Regions from separate parts of the Homo sapiens genome. Here region 1 is linked to region 2. A link is a loop called in an ENCODE intact Hi-C map of the cell type or tissue named here. Cell type or tissue: ascending aorta. All regions are shown on one strand. Links, peaks and the distances in the headings refer to the core of each region. The heading gives the core; the rest is flanking DNA.

Region 1 (11,611 bases), core at 1,099-9,098, 98 kb after region 2:
GTTTATTTGCTTATAGTAGGCCCTTCTTTAGACAGAGATTAGAACAATATTCATATACTTTGGAATTTGTTGTTAACTCATTGATTCACCTAAATTTGTTGGGTATAGTTAAAGTGAAGATGTAATCTTATTTACTTATTTAACCAAAGAGCCAGCTCTCCGGGTGCTTTTTGGTAAACATTCCCCTGGTTTCCTGGCTGGGCTGCATTCTCTGTAGCTATCAAGGTCTTATTCATACTGAAGCCCATTTCGAATCTCTTCCATTCCAGCATCAGTCTCTCTCCACTTGAATCAGTTCTATGTGATTTTAACCACGTCGGCTCCTACTAGCTCTGTTCAGGTAGCGTTGAGTGGGAATTCTTTCCAGAGTCTGGGAAATCACTGATTTATAGTCTCAGTTTCCGAGCTTAGGTAATTTTACAGCTTTGTGATTGAGATTCCGGGTGCATTCCCATGGGTTCAGAGGGGAGAGCAGGCTTGTGGCTGCACGCACAGCTCTTGCCTCTACCCAGAACCCCCTTTCTGGGGTCTTCCTAGTGGCTTCCTCTCCTTCTTTGAAGCCCTGGTGGGCGGCAGTGTCTGTCCTCGCACTCTTCATCTGATTTGGCACTTGTAGGGCTTTGGCAGAATCCACGTCTATACCTGATAGTACATCTGGGAGGTCTTCTACAGTCCATGTGGCTAAACCGTCATTTGTGACCTCCCCCCAACCCTCCCTGTGTTTCTTCTGCAGATCTTAGACTCATACCAGCTTCAGGCAGACACCTCCCTGTCAATGTCAACATAATTCCCAAATATATCCCCATGCAGGCCCTTTCTTTGTAGCCCCCTGCCAGTGCCCTAGGCCATCATCTGATTCCTGCAATTGCTTTTGCGCCTTTTCCCGCACATCTCCCTAGTTTCAGGGCACACGTGCGGACATGCACTCTTGTGCAGCTCCCAGCTCCTGGAGGGAAGCCACAGTGTCAGTGGGGGAAGCCACAATGTCAGTGGGGGAAGCTTGCCATTTTCAGTGGAGGAAGCCACAGTGTCAATGGGGGAAGCTTGCCATTTTCAATCTATCTGCGGAACCCACGTAAAAGGAAAACCTGTTTCCTCTCTACTCACACACAGCACTTCACTTCCAACACCAAATGTGTGGGTTTTCTTAACACTCCAATCAGTTCTCCTATTCTTGGAGGACATCAACTGGGTGTCTTACAATTCAATTCGGTTCTGATCCTATATGACCAGAGTCAGGGTCAGACCCCGTAAGCTAAGGGCTCAGTCCTACAACACTGCCCCCTCCTCAGATGCCAGGAACGAGACCAGACTGTCTCCTGTGCCTCTGACCAAGGCTGTAAATTGGAGGTCCCCATGATCTCCCTTTCACGTTCAATGATTTGCTAGAACACTTCACAGGACTTAAGAAAACAGTTCATTTACTAACTTACCAGTTTAATAGAAAAGAATGCAGCTCAGGGAGAGCGGATGGGAGAGATGCACTGGGCAAGATGTGGGGGAGGGATGTGGAGAATCCACGCCCGCTCTGGTGGGCCCCTGTCCCTGTGTTCGCAACAGGCTGGAAGCTCTCTGAACCCTGTCCTTTTGGAGTTTTGTGGAGGCTTCATTAAGCTGGCATGATTGATTAATTCATTGCCCATTGTCGACTGAGTCAGTCTCCAGTTATTCCCTGCCAAGGAGGTCAGGGAGTAGGGCAGAAAGTTCCAACTCTAATCACAGGGTTGCTTCCCCTGGCAACCAGCCCCATCCTTAGGGCCTTTCCAAAAGTCCCCTCTTTAACATGAGGGTGTTTGAAGGGGGCTTGTCATGAATAACAAAAGATGTTTGCTTTTCTGGGTTTGTTTTAGAGACAGAGTCTAGCTTGGTTGCCCAGGCTAGTCTCACACTCGGGCCCCAAGTGATCCTTCAGCCTCAGCCTCCCAGGTAGCTGGGATTACAGGTGCCCGCCATCTCACTTGGCTAAAAAATGTTTGTTTAACCTTTATGGCTCCAGTTGCTTTGGAAATTATAAGGATTTTAGAAGCTCTGGCCAGGAATCAGGAATGCTGACCAAATATATATATTACTTATTATATCACAATACCCCACCAGGTGTTCAAACACACACATTCACCTCCCGTAAACATACACCTAGAACAGAAACAAACTTCACAAAACAATAGTTCCTCTTAATCCGTGTAATGCCCCCAGTATTGCTATTCTATTCATCAGCCATGCCACCTATAGTTCATAAAACACTAACGTGAGTAACCTGAAGGACAAAGTTAGGCGCCTCTAGTATTTCAAATGTGGTTTGTCACAACCTGATACCAAATTATTATTATTTTTAGAATAATTTCTTCCCCATGCAGACTTAAACTCTAACTACCAGGGACTAAACTGGTTCTTCCAAAAATGCAACATACATTCCAATTTCTATCTTTACCATACACTTGTCCCTCCCATCCACTTACCCCACCAAATAGCTCGCCTGATGAGACCCTAGTGCCATTCCAGACCCAGCTCAAAGATCTCTTCCATGAGGAGCCCCATTGCCCTGGCCTCTAACATCTCCAAACACTTTCCCCACTGATAACTTTAAACTTACTTTAAAGATTAAAATAATGCATGATCTAATATTTTTCATTGCCCTGGCCTCTAACATCTCCAAACACTTTCCCCATTGATAACCTTAAACTTACTTTAAAGATTAAAATGATGCATGATCTCATATTTTTCATGTTAAAATAATACACACTCTAATATTTTTTAAGTATGATGCATAGACATAAAACAATGTGATATAATGAATAATATGTCTGGTCTTTGTTCCCAGCTCCCAGTTCCTGGCACAAAGCTTCAATAAACCTTGGTATTTCCTAAGTGATAGGAGTGTCCTTTGTTATTCGAATGAAACCTCTGTTGACCTCGCCTGAATGGATGCTAATGAGGCGGGACCTTAGATAGTTTCATGGGAGGGGCTGGCCATAGCCAGGACAAAAAGACCAAGAACCAAGAACCTAACCAGAGTTTTGGAACTTTCAGCCCCATGCCCTGACCTCTGGGGAAGGGAAGGAGGCAGAAGATGGAGTTTAATCACATAGTCAATAACTTAATCAATTGTGCCTAGATAACAAAACTCCAAATAAGAGCTCTGAATGCCAAAGCCTAAGGAAGCTTCCTGTTTGGTGAACAGGTCCACATGCTGATACAAACTCCAGGCAGTTAGTGTTAGAGCTGAAGGACACTATTCCTGGAGCCTAAAGAACCATAGTGATTGATGGTTCTTGGGAGCATGATGGACCCGATTCCACAGGGAAAAGTCGGGAAGATCTGTGCCAACCACCTGGACCCTCAAGACCTTGCCCTGTGTATCCCTTCCTCTGACTGTCCATCTGCATCCTTTAAAATAAAACTGTAATTGTAAGTATAGTGCTTTCTTGAGTTCTGAATTGTTCTACAGAATTAATAAACCTAAGGTGAGGATCTTGAGAACCCCCAAATTTGTAGCGAAGTCAGACAGAAATGCAAGTAGCCTGGGGACCCCATTTGCAGAGGGCTTCTTAAGGAAGGGCAGTCTTGTTGGGGACTTGCTCTTTAATTTATGGGATCTGATACAAACTCCAGGCAGTTAGTGTCAGAACTGAAGGACTTTGCCCTTAACTCACGGGGTCTGAGCTTGGGACCCAATAGGAACTCCAGGCAGTTAGTGTCAGAGCTGAAGGACTTTGCCCTTACCCTGTAGGGTCTGAGCTTATTCTGGCTAGTTAGTGTCAGAATGGAATTGAATGGTAGGACATCCAGTTGATGACAGAGGATTGGTTTTGGAACTGCAGACGTTCTCATCTCCTGGAATGCTAACAAAAACTCAGACCCCAGATCTTGAGGATCAGATAATCTGTGCCAGGGAATCCTCATTTTAGGGAGTACATAAATGATACTCATACACATTAAAATTTGAAAACCACTGACATACTTGTTAAAGCACACCTGTAAAATACAGGCAAGGAGAGTGAAATGAAAAGTAATCCCAATCCCATCGGGGTACATTTCTTTCTAGAAGCTCCGTGTAAGTGTTTTTGTTATGGTCTGGTTCATCCTATCTGTTTAGTATTATGCTCTGCTTTTTCCCTTTGACATCATATCAGAATTTTTTTTTTTTTTTTGAAACGGAATCTCACTCTGTTGCCCAGGCTGGAGTGCAGTGGTGCGATCTTGGCTCACTGCAACCTCCGCCTCCGAGGTTCAAGCAATTCTCTGGCTCAGCCTCCCGAGTAGCTGGGATTACAGGTGCCTGCCACCACGCCCGGCTAATTTTTTTTTATTTTTAGTAGAGACAGGGTTTCACCATCTTGGCTAGGCTGGTCTCGAACTCCTGACCTTGTGATCTACCTGCCTCGGCCTCCCAAAGTGCTGAGATTACAGGCATGAGCCACCGTGCCCAGCCCAGAAATTTTTTTTGTAATGTTAGACTCTTTTAAAATATAATAATTGCTTTTGCAAAACACTGTGTTTCCTTAACTGTTCTGTCTCTTTGGGAGGTGCTTACAATATTTTCAGTTTGTCATTATTATTAAGTATATATTGTGATGAAAATCTTTCTCTCTGAAGGTTTTACAGTATTTGTTTTTATTAACTTAGGATTCCCCAAAGTTAGAGTACTTGCTCTGTCCCCACAGATGGTTTCAGACCTCCGAATAAACATCGCACTGGCAACCTACAAGACCATGTTTATATACCTTCTCTGGCAACAATGTTTATTTTTTTAAACTTTGTTAACTTGATAGGTCAAAATGGTATGTAATTATTTTAATTGTATTTATTCCATCCTTAATGCTGCAGGAAATTTTCCCAAGTATTTGTTTACTAATTGCATTTCCTTTTGTGAATTCCTGGTTCATAACCCCCAACCCTTGGGGTTGGAAGAACGTTGGTAATTTGCTGTGAAATGAGCCCTCTGCCTGCATCTTTGCTACAGTTGTGTTTTGCATTCCATTTGCTATAAAAATTATGTTTAAAAAATTATGTCGTATTTTTAATGTATTGGCATTTAAAGTTATTATCCGGACAATTTTTTTCTTGGTGACTTATTCTACTGCCTTGAAATTTAGAAGGTCCAGTCTACTCCAGAAATTGGGTATTTGATTTTTGTTTTCTTGTAGTCCTGCTGATTTTTTTTTTTAAAGATAGATGATTAAATATGTCCCTCTTCAATCCACCTAGAGTGTATTTTGGCATACGGTATAAGGTAATCTAAGCAAGTTATTTTTCTAGGTATTATTGTTTTAAAATTATCTGTTGAAAGCTCTTTCCCTTCCTCTGTCATATCCTGGGAGAATTGGTTCTTTTGGGCCTTGCCATGTTACAGGACAACTGTGTGTTTACAGCGTTCCCTGAGGACAGGCCTCTGTTTCATTCCGCTCTGCACCTCTAGAACTCGGCATAGTGCAAAGACCGCCCAGAAAAGTTTGTGAATGACCATTAAAAACCCATAGAGGAAGAAAGAAGCCATGCCTATGGGGTGGCTACCCCAACAGGCCAGTGATTCCTGGAGGCTGGAGAACCATAGTGCTTTCACAGAATTAATCATATTTATTCATTTATTTATTTGTATTTCAGCACATGGGATTTATTTTCCCAGGAAAATCTCCATCCATTGGCATGACTGTTTTTAAGTTGTTATTTTTACATTGCTTATGTGAAATGGATATTTTTAGAAGTTCTCTATTGCCACAAATGGAAGAAAATGGTGAAGTCTTGAAGATTGCTTGTGATCTCATTTTATTGCACTCACATTCTCTGTTGGTGAGAAAAACGTGCTTTCCATCATACTAAGGCCCTCCACTGAACTTGCAGACTCCACTAGAGCCCAGAGAATGCAGGGCTGCTCTTCCAGTTCAGATTCACGTCATCTCACAGGCTTCTCATGGCCCCCAGGAAGTCTAGGTCTCTTGTACCACTTGACTTGACATCGTCATTTGACTTGTGAGATTCTCAAGCCTTTATGGACAGGGTCAGCTTTCCTATATCTCTTCTCTTCTTAGACTAAAAATGCAGAGAGATTCCTGCCTCTCTCCCAAAGCGTGGCCAGCTGTCTCATGGGGGACTTGAAGGTTGGTGTCCCCCAGAGTCGACTGGACTTCACCCTTCTTTCTTCCCTCTCCATGGATTACTGCTGAGGGTCTCTTCTGTTCCCTCGCCTTGCCATGTATAGTGGCTGATGACGCCTGGCTCTCCATCAGGGAAGGGACTGGGAGAGGTGAGTGAGAAGCCTCAGCTTCCCTCTTAGGCTCTGCCTGTTGCACAGTCTGAGATAAATGTGCCAAGTTTTGTTTGTCCTTCCTCTGATGTGTTCCTTGATTCTGTTTCCTTATTTCATTCCCATCACCATGACTTTAGTCAAGCCATTGTTACCTGTCACTGCAACTCAACTCCATAACTCAGTGAGTTTTCAAAGGCCCCTAAGGCAGTGGATCCCAGTTTTGAAGGTGAGGAGCAAAATGCATTTTGAGAAAGTGTGTTGTGTGTAATGTTTGGATAATGAGATAAGTTACACATTGTGCTGGGGACATAGATTCCAGGTACTAAGCTTGAGAGAAACGGCTTGGCTGACAGCTGCAGATACTTGTGCACGCGTGGGGAGGGGAACTGTGCAGCACCCCACTGTCTTCAGTGAGGCTGGGTGAGGCTGCACCTGATTTCTATGTTTACTAAAAAGGGCACGGAGTATAAAAGGCTGAGAAACACCGCTCGAACCAATCTGTCTGTCTTCATTTCTTTATTTAATTCAATAAACATGGGTTGAGGGTCTGGGTTATTCCGGAAGATGCCAGGGTTAAGGATGCAGGTATTAAGAAGACATGGCCCCTCTTAGGAGGGGCCTTCTAGGAGACACCATCTCTGGGGAGAGGCTGTGGTCAGCTGCAGATTCACTGCATGGGATCTGTGCTCCATCCAGGGGCATGTCAAGGAGAGCCCCTAACCCAAGCGGCACATCCAGAGCTTCCTGATGAGGGGCTGCCCAAGTGGGCTGTGAAGGGTGGGAGTGGTAGCAGGTTGGGGCCATCTCAGATTGTTCTGAAGACCCCCAGTGAGGGAGAAGCAGGCCTGGGAGCAGGTGGGGGCATCTGGTACATGTGCAGGAAGGAGGGTGCTGGGGTGGGCTGCTCAGATGACCTGGAGCTTTGTGGGCCATTTTAGAAAGAGAAGCCTACTCCTCATGGTGGGATTGGAAGCTCCCTGTGGGGCTGGAAGAAGGGGAGCCCATCTCTGAAAGCCAGGGAGAGACCACCTCCAGCCAGCTCTGCCAAAGGCTCCTGTGTCCTGAAGTCTCAGGCTACACTTTAATCCTGAAACAGGTACAGCAGGAACTGCTCCTGTTCCTGCACCTGCTCTGCCTGATGGGCCATTTCAGAGCAGGGAAGAGAATGTCCTTTATCACTCCCACCTGACCAAATCCTCACCATCCCGTCAGTGTGACTTGGGGCTGGTCACTTAACCTCTCTGAGCACCAGTGTTTTCATTTGTGAAATGAGGATAGAATAACCAGTCTCAAAGTCACTGGCTCTGGCACGTAGTAGGTACTAAGTAGGTGAGAATTGCAATTATTATTATTATCATTAATTGTTATTAATGACTGTGATTGTCACTGTTTCTATTTATATTTTTGTCTTTTCTGCCAGTCACTGGGTTCTAGAGACAAGGGGAGGGCTGGCCCCAGGACAGAAACCTCAGAAAGAATTCTCCAGTCTTGGAGTTGTGGACTTGAATTTCATTTCTTCTGTTAGGAACACAGGACTAAGTCAGAAGAGTAGGGAGATAGATATATTCTGAGCCAAATGTCACGGAATTTCAGAGCTGAGGATGGCCAAGGGTACACGGTGAACAGAGGCCATGGAAGGATGCATGCCAGAGTCTCTACCCCTCTGCATATAGCCTGTAATTGCTTTAGATTTTCACTAGTAGTTTTATACCATGCATGTGTATCAGTGGGCAAGTCGCTCTCTGCTGTGAACCTCTGTTTCTTTGTCTATAAAATGGAAATTATGGGCCAAATGATTTGCAAGAGCCCCGTCCACTGCTGCTCTAAGACCAGCAGGAATCACTAGATGGGGAATCCCAGTCCTCTCCATCTCTTCATTGGCTAGTATCAGGGATCCATGAGTCAGTAGGTTGACAAATGCCCCCTTAAACACCAAGTCCTAAACCAAGGGCTCCATGTTCCCAGACAGAGATGCCATTAGCAGCTTCTCTCTGCCAGCACCCCAGACAGGTGCATGCATTTTCCTACTGACATAAAACTCATGGTCAGGACCTACCTCACTGCCCCATTCTCATCTAAAAGGAATTTGACCAAGGATGGTGTCACTGGCATTAAGCTTCTCATGTGGGCCAAGAGATAAAAAGTTCACAGACTCAGCTGCAAGTTACATCCTGTTTGGCACTGTGGGAAATCACTGGGTTTAGGAACTTATTTCTCACCCTGAACCTCTTTCAGGAAATGATGTTGTCCTTTTTGATGCCCTGGCTACAAAATGCAATGGGGATTCCATTGCACTGTAGTTCTGCTACCTTCTCAGAGTTAAACCTGATGGGAAGAACACCAATCTTATCTTACTGGAAAAAAACACATTACCTAATAGGAAAGCCCTGGGAACAATTGAGAAATTTCCGAACTCAGTGGAGAATCCAAAATATAAATTGACGCTGGTATGTGGAGATCAACTCATGCCACCTCATTTCCTTTGGAGATGAAGAAAGCGTGGCACAGGGCATGCACTCAAATGCTGTGTGGTGATCATTTTCAGAGTGAACACAGGCCAATGCTTTTCCCTTCCTGTTTCCCTCAACTGTGATTATTCATGAGTTAAATGCAGGGGAGGCCTTCTTCTTGTCTCCACAGACCAGCATTTCTGGCCGAGCTTGATATTTCTGGCTATCGCTATACAGGTAGTAGGTAGCTACTACATGACAGGGAACATGACCTGTTGTAACAAGTTTCATTTTACCATTTATTGAGTATTTTTATAAAACGCTACTCTTTCCCTTTGAATCAAAGAAGGTAACAAAGACCTGAGTAACCTTGCTGGTGATGGGACTTGTGCATCTGAAAAGTCTGAGCTTCATTCATTCATCCCTCAAGCAGCATGCACTTACCAGGCAGGTGCCATGTGTTAGACACTGCCTTCCTCCATGGCCTCTGGCTGGACTTTGATCTCTTCCTGGCATCTGAGCCATAGTCTTCTGCTTATGCTCAGTTCTTAGAACTGCACCAATACAGAGAAAGCATTGAGCAGATGCTTTTTGAATGAATGGAATTTAAATGAATAAATGATACATGACCTTTTGTCTTGGTGACCCACCCTTCCCCAACCCTGAGTCCTGTTAGTTCTAGTGTCCTGCCCCAGCTCCACCAAGTGACCCACCATTGGGACAGGCAGTTGGAGATTCTGAGCAGTAGTTCTTGCTTTGTTCCCTGAGGATGTGCAGGGCCACCCTCTGGTTGGTAGGAGTCCCTGAACAACCCATCCACAGACCTCTCCAAATCTCTCACCAGTAAGCTTGCTCTAGACCTTGGTCTCTGCTCTGAGCATCCTGGGGGACTGAATCCCATTCTTGAGAGCCCCTCCCGAATCTCATGTCCTCACATTTCAAAACATAATTATGCCTTTCCAACAGTCCCCCAAAGTCTTAACTCATTCCAGCATTAACCCAAAAGTCTAAGTTCAAAATCTCATCTGAGACAAGGCAAGCCCCTTCAGCCTATGAGCCTGTAAAATCAAAAGCAAGTTAGTTACTTCCAAGTTACAGTGGGAGTACAGGCACTGGGTAAATGCTTCCATTCCAAATGGAAGAAATTGGCCAAAACAAAAGGACCACAGGCCCCATGTAAGTCTGAAACATGGCTGGACAGTCACTAAATCTTAAAGCTCTAAAATCTCCTCTGACTCCATGTCTCACATCCAGGCATGCTGATGCAAGGGGTGGGCTCCCACAGCCTGGGCAGCCCTATTCTGTGGCTCTGCAGGGTACAGTCCCTGCAGCTGCTTTCATGGGCTGGCGTTGAGTGCCTGCAGCTTTTCCAGGTGCATGGTGCAAGCTGTCAGTGGATCTACCAGTCTGGATTCTGGAGGATTGTGGCCTCCTTCTCACAGCTCCACTAGGCAGTGCCCCAGTGGGGACTCTGTGTGGAGGTTCACACACCACATTTTCCTTCTGGACTGCACTAGCAGATGTTCTCTATGAGGGCTCCACCCCTGCAGCAGGCTTCTTCCTGGCATCAAGGCATTTCCATACATGTTCAGAAACTTAAACAGAGGTCCTCAAAGCTCAACTCTTGTCTTCTGCACACCTGCAAGCCCAACATCACATGGAAGCCACCAAGGCTTGGGGCTTGCACCCTCTGAAGCCATGGCCCAAGCTGCACCTTGTCCTCTTTAGCCATGGTTGGAGCTGGAGTGGCTGGAATGCAGGGCACCAAGTCCCAAGGCTGCATAGAGCAGTGGGGCCCTGGGCCTGGCCCATGAAACCATTTTTCCCTCCTAAGCCTCCAGGCATGTGATGGGAAGTGCTGCTTCAAAGATTTCTGACATGCCCTGGAGACATTTTCCCCATTGTCTTGGCTATTAACATTTGGCTGCTTGTTACTTATGCAAATTTCTGCAACAAGCTTGAATTTATCCCCAGAAAATGGGTTTCTCTTTTCTACTGCGTGGTTAGACTGCTAATTTGTCAAACTTTTATGCTCTGCTTCCCTTTTAAACATAAGTTCAAATTTAAAATAATCTCTTTGTGAGTGCATATAACTGTACACTTTCAGGAAAAGCCAGGTCACCTCTTGAATGCTTTGCTGCTTAGAAATTTTTTTCTGCCAGGAATCCTAAATCACCTCTCTCAAGTTCAAAGTTCCGCAGATCTCTAGGGCAGTGGCAAAATGCCACCAGTTTCTTTGCTAAAGCATAGCAAGAGTGACCTTTGCTCCAGTTCTCAACAAGTTCCCCATCTCTTCTGAGACTGTCTTAGCGTGGACTTCATTTTTTGTATCACTATCAGCATTTTGGTCAAAACCACTCAACAAGTCTCTAGGAAGTTCCAAACTTTTCCACATCTTCCTGTCTTCTTCTGAGCCCTCCAAACTGTTCCATCCTCTGTCTGTTACCCAGTTTCAAATTCTTTTCTACATTTTCAGGTTATCTTTATAGCAGTACCCCACTGCTGGCACCAATTCTCTGTATTACTGTATTCTCATACTGCTATAAAGTTACTGCCTGAGACTGGGAAATTTATAAAGAAAGGAGATTTCATTGACTCACAGTTCCACATGGCTTCAGAGGCCTCAGGAAACTTAAAATCTTAGGAGAAGGTGAAGAGAAAGCAAGGCATGTATTACATGGCTGCAGGGGAGAGAAAGCAGGGGAAACTGCCAAACACTTTAAAAACCATCATGTATCATGAGAACTCCCTCACTGTCATGAGAACAACATGGGGGAAACTGCCTCCGTGACCCAATCATCTCCCACCAGGTCCCTCCCTTGACACATGGGGATTACAATTTGAAATGAGATTTGGATGGGGACCCAGAGCCACCAAACCATATCATTGACATTTTAGTCTACTTCCTAGAACCTAA
Region 2 (11,611 bases), core at 1,704-9,703:
TGGGTTCACTTACTGCCTCCATCACTCCTTTTTTGGGTGACCTTGGACGAGTGGCTTACTTGTCTCTCTTAGACTCAGTTTTCTTATTTGTAAAATGGGAAGAATATCATCTTGCATAAACGTGAAGAATATAATGATACAGATAACTTAGCACAATGCCTAGTATACGAATCACACTGAATAAATATACGCGTGTACATACCGTGATGCCCTCATATGCTCATTACATGTGCATTTATATGTGTTGAATATACACGTGCACCTAATGCCTCACACACGTCTATGCACACGCATGCCGACACACTTCTTGAACCACAGATTCAATTAGAATTTATGACGGAAACAAGACACAGGAAACAAACAATCATTAAAATCTGATCATTTCTTGCTTCCGCTTAAGGCTGTTTTCCTGAGCCATCTGGGAACAATTTATTGAAGCTATAATTGTGCATTAAATATTGCGATTTGTTCCAGACTTTGTCTATGAAATGAACGATATAGAGATTTATTGTCTAGTCAGCAAATCGGACGGCCCTGCAGCTCTTCCTCCTGACATAATTTTCCTTGTCCCCACACTCGCTCCCCTCTTTCAGGATCCCATCACAAAAGTACATGCTGTGTCTCAATGATGGCATCAAATACACATGCAGGAGAAAGAGGATGGCAGGAGCGAAGGCCCTCTATGCTTAGCGACAGTGAAGGTGACGGGGGACGACGTCTGCTGAGAAAGACATTTCTCTTTATCAGGTTGAGGGTTCTTGGGCCCCTGAGTACCATGTAGCTCCCTCCTGGGGACAGAGGAGGGTGGACAGTGCATGGACCTGCCATAGGAGAGTGTCACCTCGCACAGCCTGGTGCCCGAGAGCTGGGGACTGTGCCCGCAGCTCTGTGTGGCTGCACTGTGGGGAAACGTGATGGTGAGATGGAGCAGAAACGGAGCTGATCCCTTGGTGGTGAGGTTTCTGTCCAGGACCAGTTGCTGTCAGTCATGTGTCTGAGGTTCCCTCCAAACAACTGTTTTTTGTTGTTTTGTTTGTTTGTTTGTGTTTTTGACAGAGTCTCGCTCTGTTACCCAGGCTGAAGTGCAGTGGCACTATCTTGGCTCACTGCAACCTCCGCCTCTTGGGTTCAAATGATTCCCCTGCCTCAGCCTCCCGAGTGGCTGGAATTACAGGCACCCACCGCCACGCCTGGCAAATTTTTGTATTTTTATTGGAGATGGGGTTTCACCATGTTGGCCAGTATGGTCTCAAACTCCTGACCTGAAGTAATCTGCCCGCCTTGGCCTCCCAAAATGTTGAGATTACAGGCGTGAGCCACTGCCCCCGGCCCACACACAACTGTTTTTTTTCAACCCTGAATTAGAATTTAAGCAAGGAACAAAGGGAAAATTGTCAATGCTGAAAAACTGGAAAAGCAAATGGGTTGAGGCTGCACACGGTGGCTCAGGCCTGTAATCCCAACACTTGGGAGGCTGAGGCAGGAGGATGGATTGAGCCCAGAATTTTGAGACCAACCTGGGCAACATAGCGAGAATCTGTCTTTACAAAAAATTAAAAAATTAGCCAGGCATGGTGGCAGGCACCCGTACTTCCAGCTACTCTAGCGGCTGAGGTGGGAGGATCGCTTGAGCCCAGGTGATGGAGGCTGCCATGAGCGGTGATCACACCATTGCTCGCCAGCCTGTGTGACAGAGCGAGACTCTGTCTCTACTAAAAATTTTAAAAGTTAGCTGGGCGTGGTGGTGCATGCCTGCAGTCCCAGCTAGTTGGGAGGATCAACGTCTCTTCACTACAGCCTGGGTGACAGAGTGAGAACCCATCTCAAAAAGTAAAAATAAAAAAAGGGTAGAGTCGCCAAAGCTTGGGGAAAAGAGAGCACAGAGAAGGAAAGTAATATTTGCTGAGCATCTACTATGTGCAAGGAGCTTTAGATGATATTTTCATGCAGTGCAACTGATACTCACTTTACACGTGTGCACGCCAGTGTCCTGAGGATCCAAGGAACTTGCTCTAGTTTCCACAACTAGCAAGTCCCAGAGAGAGATTCTAACCTCAGCTACCTGGATCCAAGCTGGGCCGTGTTCTCTCTTCCAAGGGTTTGGCTCGATGCTGGGCGGTGTCCAGGGTGGGACGGGTCTCTGGGGCATCCCCTACCTCACTGCTGTCACCCCACCTGCCTTTTCATGTCTTGGCTGCCCGGTGCCATTGTCCCCTATGTGAGGGTCTCCCTCTCCCTGACACCGGATCCTGCATGAGAGGCAGTTCGTTCCCCTCCCTGAGAAGCTTGGCTCAATGCCCATGTACATTTGGGGCGAGTTAGAGATCACACAGTGTCCGGTGAAAGGTGGAATAAATAAATGAGTGACTGACCATGGCCCTCCCGATCTTTCGTAGATTTCTGTTTTGCGTCACTGGCCTAGGCAAGCACTTAATAGTTAAACGGTTTCTCCACTCCCAGCCGGTTTTTGTTTTCTTTCTTCTTTGTTTTCTTTCCTTTCCTCTCCCACCCACCCCATTTGTTGTGGTGCCTACTTTGAACTTGTCATCAGCAATGGTGAATTCAGGAATAAAAGGCGACAGAAGCACAGGAATTGGCACTTCTCTGTGTCCCTGGGCAGCGCATGGCCTGGTTGTTCTGCTGTGACCTTTGGCCTATGACACCAGGATGAGGATAAACAGGTATACACAGTCCCTGCGGCCTTTGTGAACAGAGGGCGTTTGCAAAAGACAGTTGTGTGCTGTTTCTTTCTGAGTAACTTCCGTGGAGTCCCACTGCCCTGGAGAAAGAGGACAGGATGTGAGGGTCTGTGCAGCAAGTGGGCAGAAGGCAGCACCTGCTCCTCATTGTCAAAATCTGAGAAGGACTTGGAACTGGAAGAAAAACAAACCCCTGGGGACGGATTGGAACCAGGGCTAGGAAGGAGCTGCAGCTGGTGGGCGGGAGAGGTGGCAGGATGGGTAGCCAGGGCCTGGATTGTTGCTCCCTCAGCACGTGCTGGCCTCAGTGCAGGGAGGACTTGTTGCAGGCTCAGAGACAGATTTCCACCTGCAGGATCTTGGCAGACCCACTCAAGGCCTGCTCTGCTCCTTTCCCACCTGCCTGGACGAGGCGTCTCAAAGCTGCTGGAATCTCCGAGATGGGCAGAAGCCCATGGGCTGGGGCAATGCGTTTCTACTGCGCTTTGTCTCAAATGCTGAGTGGATGATGCTGCTTGGTGTCTGGGGAGCATGTGTAAACCTCAAACTTTTCTAAACCCTGGCTTTGTCGTGGCAGCCTTGTGGAACCGTGCAATCATAGCGTACCATTTCTGTAATGAGAACCATTTCCCGAATATTAAGCTGGGCGCAGATCGCGTATCTTAACAGGGAAGAGAAGAATCTCTCAATTTTGTTAAATAAATATATTTAACAAGAGTTTAGGTATATAAACACATAGAGGCACACATGTCTATGAGTGTTTGTATGTATGTATATATACCTGTGTGGGGAAAACACTCTAGAAAGCAACATATCACAAAGTTAAACAACTTTACCCTTGGTGGCAGTTGTTTTCCCTTTATTTTCCATTTTCAAAATTGTCTAAAATAAAAGAAGCAAATATGGTCAAAACGAACTATCAGAAAGAGGATATTAAATTGAAAAACATTATAAATATGCTTTAGATTGTTTTTTGAGGGTGGTGTGTTAGATTCCTTGAGTTCCAATCCTGTTTTCCCCACAGAGTCCACCAATGCATGATCTTGGATTTCCCAGTGCCTCAGCTTCCCTAACTGAAACAGAGAAGGAATAACAGCCTCCAGTAATGTTCTAAAAGTTTAAAAGTTAGTTTTTATACTTATGAAATGTATCACTGAGCATTAAACATCGTTTATCCGCATATTAATAATTCATTAGGTTTTAACTATTACATTCCAAACCACCAATGCAGCACATTGAAATAATTAGGCTGATCATTAATGGAGAAGGATGGGGATAAATGGTGAGTGCATCTACAGCTTTTTTTTTTTTTCTTACGAAAACAGCAGAGGGTAACAATGTTGTGACAAGGAGGCCGTTGCTTCGATGAGATTACAATCTTTGACCTCAGAAACTGCTGGTGGACTGTGAGTCTGGAAGACGGACCTGGCTTCTCTCTGCGGCAGGGAAGGCTGGGGTCACAGCAGGCCGGCTGGAGTTCTCTGGGTCACCTGGGGCTGCCAGCTCAGCTCGGTGGCCTGGCTCACATCCCCGGGCACTGTCCCGTGAAGTCACAGGAGCTGTATGCCCAGCCACTCTCCCACCTTGACAATTCTTCCTTCCCATTATTGGTCCTGCTAAATCTGCGCTGAGGCTTCCTAAGAGAGAACAAGTCCCCCGGGTCATCCTCAGGCCCTTTCAGTCCCTGTGCTGGCTGCACACAACCTCCCAAGCCAGAGTTAATGCACCCAGGGCTGACAGATTCAGCAAATTACAAAGATAGGAGCCCAGTTAAATGTGAATTTCAGATACATAACCAATAGTGTTTTAGTATAAGGGACACACTTAAACTAAAAATAGCCACTGGGCTGTTTCTCTGAAATTCAATTTTAATTGGGTGTCCTGTATTCGATCTGGCAGCCCCTGTGCACCACAAATCCAAACACCCACTAAGAGGTGTATTTCAATAGCATTTCAGGCAAGTGGTTAGTAATGGAAGGCAAGGCCAGGCACCGTGGCTCACGCCTGTAATCCCAGCACTTTGGGAGGCTGAGGCGGGCGGATCACTTGAGGTCAGGAGTTTGAGACCAGCCTGGCCAACATGGTGAAACCCTGTCTCTAGTAAAAATACAAAAATCAGCCAGGCATGGTTGCGGGTGCCTGTAATCCCAGCTACTCAAGAGGCAGGAGAATCTCTTGAACTTGGGAGGCAGAATTTGCAGTGAGCTGAGATTTTGCCACTGCACTCCATCCTGGGTGACAGAGCAAGCCTCTGTCTCAAAAAAAAAAAAAAAAAAAAGAGAGAACTTAGAAGGGGGAATATGTCCACCTCCGAGGGAAGTTCAGATTTAATTTAAACCAGGTGTTGGCAAAGTATAACTCATAGTCCAAATCCAGCCCATGGCTTGTTTTTGTAAATGAAGTTTTATTGGAATGCCACCGTGCCCATTCATTTACAAAGTCTCTATGGCTGCTTCCATGCCACAATGGCAGTGCTGGGTAGTTGCATCTGAGACCACATGTGGCCCATGAACCTGAAAGATTTAATACCTGGCCCTTTACGGAAAAAGTGTGCAGACTTCTGATTTTTAAGGCATGGCTGACAGCTGCCCGGAGCCGGCTCTGGTCAGAGTAAGAATATTCAGGCCCTGGGATGCCCCTGATGTCCTGCGTCTCACAGCATTTTTGTTTGCATTTGACCCTAAGAGAGAAAAAGAACCTAATCTAAGCATCTAGGACTCCCAGGCTGGGAGCCGCAGATGGGTCATTGACCCTAGAAAGTGGGGTGGCTACATCAGGCAGACTGCTTTGCCTATTCAGGACAGTCATGCGGGAGTGACCTCGTGAAGATCTTCAGAGTCCAGGCCCCAGGCATTTACCATCTCACCAGAATGGCCATGTCATCCAAGAATGTTGCTAGCCTGCTCACCCCTGAGATGAATATTGTGGGGTAAGAAACCATCGTGCAAGGCAAGGTCCTGTCACCTAGCATTTGAATCCAGCTTAACCTCGTCAGAAACAGCAGCGGGTTGCACAGGGCAGACTATCACGAGGTGCTCCTTGTCCAGGCAAGGCTCCCTAGGGCACTTTACCAGAGCCAGATCACTTACTGGGATAAAGGGCATGAGTCACAGGACCGGGCACGTCACCTGCTGGGAGATGCATCCTCATTTGCTGTGCTACCCTCAGCAAAGGCCGATCTGTGTCTCCTCAACCTGAGGGTCAGGGGGATTATCTTTGCTTCTTCTCTGACCAAAAGGCCATATAAACATTATCTGAGGGGAAGCAAACCAGAGCTGCCTTTCACAGCATGGTCCTCCCAGGAGAGCCTTCAGGTTACGTAAGCAGCTCAGCTGACTGCAGCAGCTCAGCACCAGATTCTCTGGCCCAGGCTCATGGTCCATCTGCCAGGAAATAGAAGCTCTGTTGCATTGCCTGGAAGAGATGCCACAAGAGGGAAAGGGGCAGAGAGTTAAAAAAGTTTAAAGAGAACAAGTAAATGACATTACAAGAAATAATGCATGAGAGTAAGTTTCCAGCCTTAAATGCACTGAAGTCTACCCAAGGATGTCTTATGTGGCAGCCAGTGACTCAAAGTGGCTAGTGACTTCCTGGTGGTTACCTGGCCTCCCTTCCTGGGAGTCCACCTGTCTAAGCCAGAGTTCATGGCAGGGAACACTTTAGCCCCACGTTGCTTTGGGCAGGTTCTATGTGGGCCCAGAGATTCAAACGACACCTTTTCTCTTTAGTTGCCATCTTCAGGTGCACGATGGGACCATCGCAACCTGCAGAGGAAGGGATTCCCTCACTCTCTTACTCCCTAACCCATTCATTCACTTTTTAGTATTTTTCTCATTCACGTATTTAATATCCTACTGTGCTGCATATGGTTAGATTTAGTTCATTTCTCTAGGACTCAATGGTTTTTTAAAAATGTAAGCAACAAACCAACATCTTACCCAGAATCCCAATATGTCCAACAAATAAGAGGTAGGTGGTAACTTTCAGGCAGATACAACTTATTATTTATGTATTTCTGTGTGCATGTATTTGCATGTATTTGGAAATCTTCTCCCTGGGCTCCTTACTCCCTCCTCCCCTGCCACTTTTCAGATTGGGGGAAAGTGTCCTCATTATTTCAGCTGAATTTGCAGCCCTGAGCCCCAGGGATGGAAGGCGTGAGTCCAGCATTGTGAGACAGCAGTGCCGAGAGCCTTCTCTGAGTAAGGCAGGAAGCCTTCCCAATTCCAGTCTCCAAGTTTTATTCTTTCCTGAATCAAGGACAATGCCAGGCTTTTGGGCGTGGAGGCCCTCTCTACATGAATTCCCATATGAGGCTCTTCTATTTCAACAGCCTCCAAATTGGAATGTATTTTGAAGCCCCCCATACAGCCCCCTGTTGTCATTGACCCTAAATCTGCAGGCACAGGAAATTGGTCCACACCCTGCTCTGTACGGCTGCCCTGTAAGTATTTGAAGATGGTTCTCTCGTTCTCCTGAAGTCTTGGGTTTTCCCCTTCTGCTTCTCACCATCTTTTCTTTCCATGGCTTCTCATGTATGGTGGATTTTGAACTTTTCCTGGACATGCTCTTTGAACCTCCTTCAGTCTACTAGTGTCCTTAAGGCCTCGTGTTTGTAGCTAAACCTGGCACTTTGGATTTGGATTTTCTGTAATGGAGCTGAGGTGATCCAGACATCATGCTCAGGGCATCGTTAACCAGCAGGAGATGGCTCAGTCCCTAGCAGCTCTGCAGTCTGTGAAGGTGCCTAAGTTTTCTCACGTGCATGCCTCTCTCAGTCACATCTTTTTCACTCTGTACACATTTAAGTGTATGTCTGAACCCAAGTGCACATTTTTTAATGATCACTATTGAATGTCTTTCTCTACATTTATTCTTCGCTCCAGTTATCAAGATGTTTCTAGACTTTCCCTTGGTCATTGTACTGAGTTATGTCCCCCAAAAATACATGTTCCACCTTCAACTGTGTACCTGTGAATGTGACCTTATTTGGAAATAGGGTCTTTGTGGATGTCATCAAGTTAAGATGAGGTTATACCAGAACAGGGTGGGCCCTATTCCAATGACTGGTATCCTTATAAGAAGAGGGAAGTATGGGGCTGGGCGTGGTGGCTCATGCCTATAATCCCAGCACTTTGGGAGGCCGAGGTGAGTGGATCACGAGGTCAGGAGTTCAAGACCAGCCCGGCCAAGATGGTGAAACCCCGTCTCTTCTAAAAATACAAAAATTAGCTGGGCGTGGTGGTGGGCACCTGTAATCCCAGCTACTCGGGAGGCTGAGGCAGAGAATTGCTCGAACCCAGGAGGCGGAGCTTGCAGTGAGCCGAGAACATGCCACTGCACTCCAGCCTGGGCAACAGAGTGAGACTCCGTCTCAAAAAAATAAAAAATAAAAATAAGAGGGAAGTGTGGACACAGAGACAGAGACACTCAGGAGGTGTTGATACCACGTGATGACAGAGGCAGAAATTGGAGTGATGGAGCTGCCAGACAAGGAATGCCAAGGATTCCTGGCAGCCCCCAGACACCAGGAAGAGGCAGGAAAGGATCCTCCCCTAGAGCCTTCAGAGGGAGGTGGCCCTGCAGACACCTTGATTTCAGACTTCTGTCACCTGGAACTGTGGGAGCGTAAATTTCCGTTGCTTTGAGCTACCCCTTTGTGGTACTTTGTTACAACATCCAAGGAAACGAATACAGTCACATAGTACATTGGTCTTTCTTCCCAGTTTTGTGTCATCTATCAATTTCATTAATTTGACAGGTTTCCATGCATTTCCCATGGATGTCTGTGGGTTGGTCAACTCTGGAAGCCATTCTCCTGATAGGCTGGGACCCACGGGAACTGGTCTGTTGTGGCCACCCAGAAAATTAGCATTGAGAGCCATAGCTTTGCCTGCTGCTCTCTACTAAGAAAATGAAGCTTCTCACGTTTCTTGTCAGTTACTCATCCTACCCTCCTGGGAATGACACCTAAAGGCTGTGATTGCACCGTGAGGTGACAATGTTGCTTTCCTATGTTCCCACTCTGAATGGCATTTGCAGAAGTCCCGGGAATGGGGAAGAACACTCTAAACTGCATGATGGAGAAGAAACTTGTTTCTTTACAAAGCATGGTATTTGACACAAAACGCTGTATCTGTACAATGATGCCTTATGAAGTTTACAAAATCAGGGCATCAATATTCTTCAAGCAATAGAATTACATCAAATATGTTATATATTATACAGTCACTACACAGGCAGAACAGAGCAGCTAGGCTGAGATCCAAGCACAAGAAGGACAGACTCTATCTTCTCATTTGGAAAGTGTCATGAAATTTCATTGTCTCCAGTTTGTATTACTAATATGTAATTTAGTGTTAAAATGTGTTCCATGAAAACGCAGTCCTACCAGACATTCTTTAAAACACAGTTTGTAGTCAGATGAGCTTCGGAAACAGCGCATATTATATTCTCCTCCTGGAGATTCGTAATTCACATTGTAGTATTAAAAACTAAAAGAAAAAAAAGCTGCTGTAAATAAACCTACTTAAGTTGTGTTTAATCAGTGATTTATACGCCTGCTTGAGCACCGGGCTCTTGGTTACTCACTACCTATCGCCGGCCTATGGAATTACTGCTCTGAAGGATATTCCTTGGGAAAGGCTGTGGTCCAATTTTCTCAAGGATTAGGACCATTTTCTTTGTTTCCAGATTCCTCCCTTTGCTAGGGCAGCCCGGTTGCAGGTGGCCCTGGTCACTGTGGGGCCACGTGTGAGGGTGCCGGGCAACGCTCCTTTGTAACTTTGTTGAAAGTTCATACAAACAGTCTAACTGAACCAGAGGTCAATGATAATTCCATTAAAAGAATCCTATCAGCAGTAATGCTTTTTAAAAGGGGAAACATGATACACAGTTCAAGTTGATAGTAAAATCCAGAAAGTTTGAATTCCTTTTGCAAAATAATTCAATCAGCATTATCCGTGAACTTTCACCAAGGTGGCTAAACAGGAATGAATACAGCCTGAGAGCCCCGCCTGCCTTGCCCCCACCAGCTGACATCACCATGGATGGAAAGTCTCACCTGTGCTTTGTCAGCAGAGCCCTGCAACTTTCTTCTCTCATCCTCTTCTATCCACTCAGACTCAGCCCAGTACAGAGCTGATGCCTGTTCAGATGAAAGCATTTGCTGGGTTTTAGCATTGTTCCTGCCTTCTCCACTGGTGGGTGTGTATGTGGCAGGGCAGGGGGTGGCTGGGGGGAAGCCCACCTTGCTGGTTAGTCGTGTGGGCTGTGTGTGTGTGCCCACATCTGCAGTGTGCTGTTGAGGGCAATGTCAGGACTGACCAGAGTCAGATACACACAGGAGCTTTCAAAAGCAGGAAGCGCCAAAGCGTGAACTGGGATCCAAGGAAAGAAGCTGAGGAAGGGATGAATGGGCAGTAGGAATCTGGGAAGCTACCGATGGGATATGGCTGGTGGAATCTGCAGGGAAGGCTGTGAGTTATGGATAGTGATCCCCACCTTGGAGTCTGAGCTCACTTCTCATGTTCTGTGGGACTCTCCTATCCTTAGATATCCCTAGGACATCACTCAAAACACATCGATATGTCAGATGGTGACAGGTGTTTGCAAAGACCTGGAGAAATCGGAACCCTCATACACTGCTGGAGGGAATAGAAAATGGTGCAGCCACTTTGAAAAACAGTCTGGAAGTTCCTCAAATGATTAAACACAGAATTACTATGTGACCCATTCATTCCACTCCTGGGTGTTATATCCAAGAGAAATGAAAACAGATCTACACAAAAACTTGTATATAAATGTTATGACAGCATTATTCATAATGGACATAAAGTATAAAAAACCCAAATGTCTACACCTGATGAATAGATACATAAAGCACGTTATATCCATTCAATGGGATACTATTCAGCCATAAAAAGGGATAAAGTACTGATAAATCTACCGTATGAATGAACCTTGCAAGCATTATGCTAAGTGAAAGAAGCCAGTCACTAAAGACTGCATATTCCATGATTCCATTTATATGCAATGTCCAGAATAGGCAAATCTCCAGAGAAAGAGGTTAGTGGTTGCTTAAGAGGGGTAAGGTGTTGATAATTGAAGGGTTCAGGATTTCTTTTTGAGGTGTTGAAAGTGCTCTAAATTAATGGTGGTGATGATGAAACTTATCTGCAAATATGCCAAAAACCCATTGAACTGTACACTTTAAAAGTGTATTGGGTGAATTGTAGGGTATGCATATGAATCTCAATAAAGCTGCTTTTAAGAATAAACAAAACAAACACACACACAACTACAGCATCTCCTCTAAGGGCCAAAGTGTGTTAGGCCCAGTAGCCCAAAGATGAGAAGTCCAAGGGGCTATTGAGACCCCAACACTTAAAGGAATCCAAGTCTGTGCTGTAAGGAAAATATCTAATTGCAAACTTTAGTAATATTTATTTGCTCTAAAAGAGTAAAAAAATATATATATGCACAAAAGAAAGGCAAGGGTATTATTTTGAACTCCTGTGCTTTCAGCAGGATTTAAGGGTAACCTCGTGATGGGCAGGAAAACAAGTGAAACAGGACAACAAATGCACCCTGAAGCCTAGGGTATGGAGTGGACACTGGGCTCTGACCCCTGCACTGGGACCCTTGGCACAGAGCAGCTGCTGGGCACCCCCAGGCTGGGGCTTGGCTTTAGTGAGTGAGGATGGAGTGGATGCCTCTCCTGCCATGCTCTGACCTTGAGGGTTGTGTGAGTGGTGACGGGGAACCTGCTGAGGATCAGTTCCCCAGCCTTTTGGTTCCTGCTACTGTAGGTGAGGATGAGGACTGGCAGGGACAAGGACTGCTGGTAGCTGGGCTTCCCTCTCCAAGTGCCCAGCAAAGCTATGCCTTGGGGCAGCCCATCTCCAAGTTAG

What was found. Peaks named below come from ENCODE experiments on the same cell type or tissue, not always from the same donor. Only the 100,000 strongest peaks of a DNase experiment are listed, where the experiment ranks them.
Region 1: a loop joins it to region 2, with 2.0 times the contacts of the local background. A loop is called at or near these places in 4 of 110 quality-filtered maps.

Annotation. Positions count from the first base shown.
Region 1 is chr2:236,825,301-236,836,911 of GRCh38, forward strand. No RefSeq gene overlaps it. Among named protein-coding and RNA genes, the nearest start is that of COPS8-DT, 250 kb to the right of the region's middle. In ascending aorta, for the core only: no CTCF peak of the experiment used is centred there; a DNase peak (open chromatin) is centred at 5,893; H3K27ac peaks cover 2,331 bases.
Region 2 is chr2:236,726,440-236,738,050 of GRCh38, forward strand. It overlaps LOC105373948 (a long non-coding RNA gene), which reads right to left. Exons shown (of 6, transcript XR_924022.2): 4 at 9,091-9,193; 5 at 5,828-6,113; 6 at 5,084-5,379. Among named protein-coding and RNA genes, the nearest start is that of ACKR3, 160 kb to the left of the region's middle. In ascending aorta, for the core only: no CTCF peak of the experiment used is centred there; DNase peaks (open chromatin) are centred at 5,762 and 6,042; H3K27ac peaks cover 1,536 bases.